Linked DNA regions of Mus musculus: region 1 is linked to region 2. A link is a contact called in ENCODE Hi-C or POLR2A ChIA-PET data. All regions are on one chromosome and are shown on one strand. Each heading gives the region's core, a stretch centred on a gene start or an enhancer-like site at or near the end of the contact. The rest is flanking DNA. Distances are from core to core; before and after follow the strand shown.

Region 1 (4,589 bases), core at 1,267-3,766, 47 kb after region 2:
CATTTTGCATCAATGGGAGAGAACTCTTACACTAGAGCAGTGGTTCTCAGTCACCCTACAGCTTCAACCCTTTAATACAGATCTTCACGTTGTGGTGACCCCCAACCATAGAATCAATATTGTTGCCACTTCATAACTGTAAATGTTTTACTGTTATGAACTGTAATGTAAATATCTGTGTTTTCTGACGGTCTTAGGCAACCTCTGTGAAAAGTTCTTTAGATAGCTTCAAATGGGTCTCGACCCTCAGGTTGAGAACTCTAGCGGCTCTCACCTCTACTGATCAAAAGCACTAAACCAATCAACTGTCCCTCTGCTGCTGCTCCATGTCAACTTTCACTTTCTAAATCAAACTTTTGCTTTCTGGCCTTCTGTTTTTTGTTTTTGTTTTTGTTTTTTAAAAAAGACAGGGATGGTGAGATGGCTCAGTGGGTAAGAGCACCCGACTGCTCTTCCGAAGGTCTGGAGTTCAAATCCCAGCAACCATATGGTGGCTCACAACCATCCGTAACAAGATCTGACTCCTTATTCTGGAGTGTCTGAAGACAGCTACAGTCTACTTACACATAATAAATAAATAAATCTTTAAAAAAAAAAAAGACAGATAAGACCATGAACCTGGGCAGAAAAGCACAGATCTCTCTGGTCTGCCTCTCCTCTAACAAAAGCAGTTCACATATATTTTCTCAGTTGATGCTCGTTTCTTCCAGCAAGGAGGAGCTATTATTCATTTTACACATGTGGAGACTGGCAGAGCAACACTACAGCCTTTAGTTCCCTCACAGGATGTCTGTCCACTTACCTGTAACTGCTGTTAATCTATATTTACTAGGTGTCTAGTGCAGCCTTCTCTGCAGAGTGAGATGTTTTCTGATGTATGCCACTGAAATAAAATGCTTTTATTTCTCCCTGTAGCGCTGGGGATTGAACCAAGGGCTTCACACCTGCTAGCTGACAGCCTAGCCTTTCTACTTCTTCCCTAGTTTCTTTATGAGACAGGGTTCAAATTGATAAAACTGTGCCGGGTTTTGAGACAAAGTCTCACTATGTAGCCCAGGCTGGCCTAGAACTTCTGATATATATCAGGGTGGCCTCAAACTCAGAGATTACCCCTGCCTCAGCCTCCCCAGGTCTTCAGTGTTGGGATTACAGAGCTATACACCACTTTACCCAACTTTTACTTAGTGGTTTATCTGAGGACAGGCATCTTGTTTCGTTTTTTTGTTTTGTTTTGTTTTAATTGAGTTTTCTTTTTCTTTCTTTCTTTTTTTAAGATTTTATTTATTTTATGTATGTGAGTACACTGTAGTTGTCTTCAGGCACACCAGAAGAAGGCATTACAGATGGCTGTGAGCCACCATGTGGTTTCTGGGAATTGAATTCAGGACCTCTGGAAGAACAGTCAGTGCTCTTAACCACTGAGCCATCTCTCCAGCCCCAGGAATATTGTTATAGTACCCACTGGCCTCCAATTCCTAGGCTCATGTGACCTTTCTGCCTCAGCCGCCTCTGTGCTTGGGGTATAGACATGTACCAGTGCAGTTTTTTGTTTGTTTGTTTGTTTTGTTTTGTTTTGTTTTTTGTTACTGTGTGTGTGTTAGTGTGTTTTAATCATTATGAATTAGACTTTGAGGAATAAATGGTTGGAAGAAGGGGAGGCCTGTCCAGAAAACGGAGCTGGCAGAAAATAGCTCTAAATAGTTGGAGAGGGACCTGTCTAGGGTTCTCAACAAGGACTAGACCAAGTCACAACTGTTCTGGCTCTCAAAGTCACTAAAGCAAAGGGAAGGGCTTGGAGGTGGGCGGTACCCCAGCTCTTGATCTCAGGCTTAAGTAGGGCCTGGCCTTCCTTCCCACTGTTGTTCCAAGAGATTGCAGGAGCATTTTAGAGAGATTGGCTATAAAGCATGATTTTTCACTTCTAGTTGAAATCAATAAAGGTCCCTTTCTCCATGAAGCAAGCTCCACCCCACTTTGTTCTGTGCAGACCTTCTTTAAAGAAATTGTCCTAGGTTCCTCGGCTCCACGTTTAGAAGAAAAGTGACAACCCATCATGTACCAGAGGTTGTGAGGCCAGGAAGTGACTGAGAGGAGTCAGTTGAGCACAAGGTTCTGAGCTAAAGGATGTAAGAATCGGCCTCAGACAGCCTATTTACAAGGAGACTCCACCGTCTTAGAACAGGCGCTACCAATCGCTATCCTGGGATGATGAAGACCGGTGTCTGAATATGCATAAGATTATAAGTAGTGGGACATTCGCTTGTGCTGTCCCCAGTGGCAACTCCTTGAGGAGATGCCACTTGGCTGCAGGGCCCTTACCTGCCCCTTTTATGGACACGAATATTAAGGCAGCCAATAGAGAGCAGCTGGTGTGGGGACCATAGTGTGAAGGCCGACAAATACCGACAGAGAGGGGCCAAGGATCGTTCCCGCCGCAATAGGCCTCGAAGAGTTGCGTCTGCGCAGTGAGAGCGCTCCGGCAAACTTCGGAGGCGGGGAGACCTCGGTGCGCACGCAAGACGCGAGGCGGGGCCAATGCCCCGGGCGCTAGACCCGCTGCACCAGGCGGGGGCGGGACCACGGGCGAGCCTGGGCGGGGCCTCGAGGCCGGTTTGGAATTTTTGGCGCGAGCTGGCTCCGCGCGCGTTCACGGGCGGTTCCCCTTCTTGGAGGGTGCTTCGTCCCGGTGTCCAGAGGCCCCGCTGCCCGACCCCGGCCTGCCTGGCCTCTGTGAGGTCCCCAGCGGCCCCCGCCGACCCGGAACCTGGGACCTCGCTGCTGCGCCACGCTGCGCCACGCTGCGCCACGCCCAGCCTCCCCAGGTGAGCCCACACCCGGGTGAGATCTCCCGGTTGCGCCGCTCTTCCGCCGGCGCCCTGGCCCGCGCTCCTGCCGCGCTGCGCCCCGCGACTGCCCTCCGGCCTCTTCTCAGTATCCGGTCACCCCCCCACCCCCCTGCAGCAGCCCCACCCCTCCGTGTCTGTCACGGGCCGGACTAGCCCTCGGATGACTCCAGGTCAGCGCTGTCGCCCACGCCCCGCCTACTCCCGCGGGTCCCCTGTCCCTTCCCATTGGGCGCTCCTTTTCCAGCACTGCCTCTCTTTCTCCCGCGGCTCTCTGGGAAGAGCCCCTCCACCCCCGGGTGACAGCCTGTTTACGCAATGGTTTGTCAGAGTTCCCCCTCGCCTACCGAACGGATTCAGCAGTGGCCCTGCACGGGAGAAACTCACAGTCTAACGCTAGATGGTGGTCAACAGATGGGTACAGCTCAGTAAGAGGGTGAGGTCCCTGGAAACCCAGTGGCTCAGGGACACTCTGTACTCAGCCGGGACTCCACTACCAACCCTTCTCACCCCATAAAAGCTGTTTGACCAGGCCAGAGGTATTAGAATGTAAATGACCAGTGATGTTGAAATGAAAATGGCATTGAGAGGGAATGGTCTCTCTGGCTGAAACAGAAGGTGATGGACTCCCAGGTGCTAGGCATGGAGACTGTATTCCTTCTTCCTTTAAAAAAAAAAAGTTTTTACTCTTTTTAATGCATGTGTATTTTTGTCTGTTTGTGCCTAGTGCCCACATAGGTCAGAAAAGGGTGTCAGATCCCTTTGGAATTGGAGTTACAGACGCTTGTGTGTCAGGGAATCAAACCTGGTCCTTTGGAAGGGCAGCAAGTACTCTTACCTCCCCCACCCACGTCCCCTTCAAGACTGTAGGTTTAATTAACAAGCATGATCGTGGATCCTTACAGAAGACCTGGGATGGGATTTGTTTTTTTTTTTCTTAGGGTGGGCATCAAATGCAGGACGCTGATGGTGCCAGGCATGTACTCTATCACTAAGCTAAAGGCCACCTCTGGGATGGGATTCTTGAAGTAAATAGATCCATAACAAGAGGGCCTTCCAGCAAGCCTCTTAAGTACTTAACCTAAGTAGTAATTTGATCTAGCTACTACTAGAGGTTAGGTGTGGCTCCTTTGATACATTGTGGCTTCCCCTAAAATGGACACTTTCTATTGCTTTTTTGCCTTTGTTTCAATTACAACATTGGAGCAACCCAACACCCTCTTTTGCCCCAAGGGGCACAAAGATACTGACACCAGGGCACTACTATACTTGAGTCATTTCAACTATTATCTAAAGCACTGATTAAGAAAGACAGCAGTTAGCATTTATGTCTTAAGTCCTTCAGCGTTCTGTATGTCTGTGCAGAGTTGCAGCTCCACAAACTCCTGGTGCCAGGTGCTCTTCATAATTCAAAATATCCCAGATTTAGGACCTGGAGTTATAGTAATAAGTCAGTTGGTTTAGCATTTGTCTAACATGAATCATGTCCTGAGTTTGATATACAGCACTGCATAAACTAAATGTAGTAGGACATGTCTGTGATCCTAGTTCCCTGAAGGTGGTGTCCGGAGGATCAAAACCTCACAGTTTTCCTTGGCTGCACAGTGAGGGAGCTTGAAGACAGCCTAAACTAGAGACACTGTCTCAAAAAAATAAAATAAAATACATCTCAGATTTAGAAAGCACAGATGAACCGGGCGGTGGGGGCGCACGCCTTTAATCCCAGCACTTGGGAGGCAGAGGCAG
Region 2 (4,514 bases), core at 1,594-4,093:
CCAGGCAGAAGTCGCTGTGTGGTCGCGCTGGACAAGAAGCGCAGTCCATGCACTTGTCGAGGTCCGCGCTCCAGGAGCTGCCGCTAGAGCATGGGGAGGTGCCTGAGGAGGGGGCTGCAGGTCAGAAGCTTGCGGCTGGGTGCGGCTATTCTGGGGGCTGAGGTCAGGGTCAGTCGGCTCGAATAACGTGAGTCACTATCGCGTGTCCCCCCCGCCCCCCACTCATTCCTCGCAGGTGACCGCATCGCCTGACCCAAACGCGGCAGTGCGGGAGGGGGGTCGAGTGGCGCGGGACTTGGGGGGGGACAGTACCCCCCCGCGCGCCACAGTGTGACTCACTCCTGGGCACCGGGCCCGACCCCAGTCCCTCCCCCCGCATAACTGGGCATTGAAGTCACCGGATGGAAGGGGCACCCCCACATGGTATAGAGGGCAAAGTCCCCATTGCCCCTTCGCGATTCAAAGATACCAAGACTGGACAGATCTCATTACAGACCAGTTTGAGGACGTGCCCCCTTCCCAAAACAAACCTCCTGCCCTCAAATATACGTTCTCTCTCTACTCTGGCTCTCACTTTTGAGACAGAAGACCTCCCACACCTCAATTGGACAGGTAGCGAAACTGAAGCTCGGACTGCGGATAAAACTTGAGACCTTTCCCACTTGGAACTTGCTGCCTGAAGAGCACAAATCGCAAATCCTCGTGTCTTCCCGGTTCCCTGGTTTCACCGGGTTCTCCAGGCACTCAAATTCCGTTTCTGACCTCCCCAAAGTCCGAGGTTTACCGTCGTCTGAGCCGTGCATACCTGGTGCTTGCTCCCCGGCCGCGGCGCGCATCAACACCAAGCCGAATCCCAACACGAGGATCTGCGGCAGAGACCGCGGCCAAGCCGAAGCCATGATTGCCGGTCCCGAGGCAAGAACTGTCTGCTCCCACCACCCGCAAGCCAGACTCAGGGCTGCGGCTCCGCCCCCGCCCCCGCCTTCCGGGGCGGAGCGCTGGCCTCGGCCCGCCCCAACAGCCACTCTGCTTTGCGAGTAAGCAGTTAGTTAAACCCAGTCAGTTCAGTAAAACCATTCATTCAACACAGTCCCGCCAAGTGTCTACCCTACTCCGCCCTCTGCAAACTTGAGTACCCACGATGTGGAGCGAAGGAAATCAGTTATAAGACATAACTGCATAGTTGGGTTTTTCCTCTTTTTAAGCCCAAATAAATTAGATTTGTCTATTCTTTTGCAATTCTGGGGTGGAGACCAGAGGCTCAAACATACCAGGCGAGAACTGAGTTATATCCACACATCCTTTATGTTTGCTTGCTTTGTTTGGATTTGGGGGTGGGGGGGACCAACAAAATCTCATACTCTATCCCAGAGTAGCCTCGAATTTGAAACATTCTGTCTCATCTCAGCCTCTCAAGTGCTAGGATTGTAGGCAGGAACCACCACACCGATTTTCTTTGGTTTGGTTTAGTTTTTTAGCTGCATAGCTTAGGCTGATCTTGATGTTGGCATTCTCCGGTATCAGTAAACAGTACTGCAAGCATATATAGAAATGCTACTTTCTTTTTTGAAAGATACCTTTTATTTGTGTGTGTGTGACACATATGTTTGAGTGTCTCTGGAGTCCAGAGAAGGGCAACGGATCTCCTGGCAATCGAATTTCAAGTGGTTATAAGCTGGGAGCAAAAAAAAAAAAAAAAAAAAAAAGAGCACCTGGAAGAGCAGAAAGGCTAACCCATGAGCCATCTTTCCAGACCCACGTGCTGCTTTTTTTGGTTGGTTGGTTGGTTGGTTGGTTGGGTTTTTGTTTTGTTTTTTTGTCTTGGTGTTTTGTTTTGTTTGTTTGGTTTGGTTTTGGTTTTGGTTTTTCGAGACTGGGTTTCTCTGTATAGCCCTGACTGTCCTGAAACTCACTTTGTAGACCAGGCTGGCCTCGAACTCAGAAATCCACCTGCCTCTGCCTCCGAGTGCTGGGATTAAAGGCATTCGCCACCACGCCTGGCTCTGTGTTTTGTTTTGTGACAAGGTTTCACTGTGCCCTGACTGTCCTGGAACTCACGTTGTAGACCAGGCTGGCCTCAAACTCACAGAGATCCGCTTGCCTCTCCCTTCCCAGCCCTGGTATTAAAGGCATGTGTCACCACGCCTGGCCATATATGTTGCTTTCTGTTGCTTTCTTTCTTTTCTTTCTTTCTTTCTTTCTTTCTTTCTTTCTTTTTTTTTCTCCAAAACGAGTCTCTCTGTATAGCCCTGGCTGTCCTGGAACTCTCTCTGAAGACCAGGCTAGCCTCTAACTCAGAAATCCGCCTGCCTCTGCCTCCCAACTGCTGGGATTAAAGGCGTGAGCCACCATTGCCCGGCTATATATTGCTTTCTTAAGGGCCTCGGGAAGAGCACGAGATGATTCAGTGGGTAAGATTGCCTGCTGCCAAGCCTGGCAATCTGAGTTCGATCCCTGGGGCCCACAGAGTAGAAGAAGAGAACAAACTCTGATCATAGGTATGCAGTGTGACAGGGTGTCGTCGTCGTCGTCGTCGTCCCCCCGCCGTCCCTGCCCCCCAAAGAGTCACAAAAAAGAGTCACAAAAGTAATGTATCCTTAGGTAACATACAGACCTGTCTTCATTCGCAAAGCGAGAAACTGGGACTGGGGAAAGTTGAGTAAAGTCTCAAGTCATAGCCCAGGTTACTGAACTCAGCAGGTTCCGCCCTTGGAGTGGCCACCAACTAAGGGAACTTTGGGAAACGCACGCAGGTGGCTATCGCCGCAGGGGTCTCTGCTCCTCCCAAAGAGAGGTGGTCCAGTGACGTCATTGAGACTTTAAGACCCCTTGCCTCCGCCCTCATTCCTACTTTCGACCTGGAAATCTTAGCAGTCTCTTTTGCAGGTGAGCCTGGGGTATGTGTGTAAATTGCGGGTGTGAAAATACGCAGGCAGGGGATGTGGCAGAGTGCGTGCGGGCGTGAGTTAAATGCTGGAGCTTTGATCCTGGTGGCGGCCACCTGCGGTGGCCACCTAGGCAGGAGAGGGTTGCGTCGGGAGAAGCGCTCGGGTCCCCTCGGCCCCAGAAAAGTTAAACACCCCTCCCCCTCCCCTGGGACAAAGGCACCGAAACCTGTGACGCCCCTCCTCCACCTGCTTGGCCACTTTGGGGCGGGACTCCCTTCCCCCTCACCTGCAGGCGCGGACCCAGCTGCGGGCGCCGCCATTAAGCCCCTCCTGGTCTCGCACTCCTAGGCTCGGATATCAGGGGTGGCCGAACCGGACTGGACGTCCGCAGACAAAGCTGACCGAGCACTCGGTAAGTAGAGAGGGACAGAGATGAGAGGGAGAGAATGGTCCCCAGCGTGAGCCTGCAAGTGAGAGGAGTCGAAAGGGGCCTATGCCATTCTTAGGGGCAAGGTGGACTTGTAGAACCGAGGGTTATGAAGAGCCACAGCAGGGCGCCAAGCAGAACTGATTCCCTTCGTATCAACATCATGAAGAGCAAAATGAAGGACACAGGTGCCTGTCACAAAAGGCACTGGGATCTTGAATTTTAGCTCCTTAAAGCTGTGTGGAGAGGGGAAAGAAAGGTAGCACGGCCTTTGGTCTAAAACTCAAAAGGATGCTCCCAGCCTCGAGGCCCGCACCTTGACCCTTAGAGGTGGAGGTGGGTCAAGAAAGAGCTGGTAGCCTAGGAAAATCTGTTTTGTGGCAAAAGGGCTTGTTTTTCCTTATCTCTCTCACCCTATAGGGTGGGCTGGACCCGGACTGGCAGGGCTTCCAGCAACTTCCAGGGATTGGGAGGAGCAGACCTTGGAACATAGGGAGGGCGAGATTTCAAGGAATTATACCCACCTGAAACAGAGCTGGGGGTTTCCATTTGAACCTTGCTTGGGTGGCAGGAGGAAGCTTCAGGTCTCCTCTGAGTGCTCACGGGATAAGGGTGGGCCTGAAACTTGTATCGAGAGCCCGACCAATCCAAAATTATACTCCCGACATGTCATTGTCTTTGTTCTGATAAAATGTACCTAAGGATGTGACTCAGCTCCTAGACCGCTTGCCTGGCGTGCAAAAAGCCGAAGCCCTGCCTTACCCCTCTGGTGGTAAACCCTGCAGTCCCCGAATTCAGGGAGTGGACACAGAAGGTTCAGGAGTTCACAGCCAGCATCAGCTATGCAGGGAATTTATGGCCAGCCAGCCTGGGCTACATAAGACCCTTTCTCAGCTAAGATATAAAAAACAAAACTAAACTAAAATCTAGACACAACTGTCGCTATGGGCTGTCCTGTGCTTCAGGTATGTCTTATTTCCTGTCCCTTGCATGAAAATCAACAGGATTTCATTCTCCACCTGTCACAGTCTAGGAAAGAAGTAAATGCTTATTTTGCTCTTGACTGACCCAGGAAGTGTATCTAATCCACACTACAGGACATAGCAGCCAACTGTCAAGGTGCTTGGTGCTGGTATCAGCTGTCGAGGTGGGATGTCCAGACATGCTGCTCTTTAACATGACTCTCCTTTTATCTCCTC

Evidence for each region. Hi-C counts contacts between places; a loop is a spot of excess contacts on that map. ChIA-PET counts read pairs that join two places held with the same protein, here RNA polymerase II (POLR2A).
Region 1: a loop to region 2 is called in a map of heart, with 11 times the contacts of the local background. The contact joins the promoter of Pkmyt1 here to the promoter of Cldn6 in region 2. A Hi-C loop is called at or near these places in 3 of 37 maps with a recorded cell type or tissue (CH12.LX, heart and mature B cell). POLR2A ChIA-PET finds 5 or more read pairs at or near these places in 2 of 5 experiments (Patski and embryonic stem cell).

What each region holds. Positions count from the first base shown.
Region 1 is chr17:23,723,820-23,728,408 of GRCm38, forward strand. Pkmyt1 (protein kinase, membrane associated tyrosine/threonine 1) reads left to right here and starts at 2,517. Exons shown (of 8, transcript NM_023058.3): 1 at 2,517-2,822. It overlaps 1520401A03Rik, which reads right to left and starts at 2,632. Exons shown (of 41, transcript XM_017317755.2): 1 at 2,320-2,632.
Region 2 is chr17:23,676,522-23,681,035 of GRCm38, forward strand. Cldn6 (claudin 6) reads left to right here and starts at 2,844. Exons shown (of 3, transcript NM_018777.4): 1 at 2,844-2,886; 2 at 3,237-3,300. It overlaps Tnfrsf12a (tumor necrosis factor receptor superfamily, member 12a), which reads right to left and starts at 928. Exons shown (of 4, transcript NM_013749.2): 1 at 806-928; 2 at 1-102. The coding sequence starts at 899.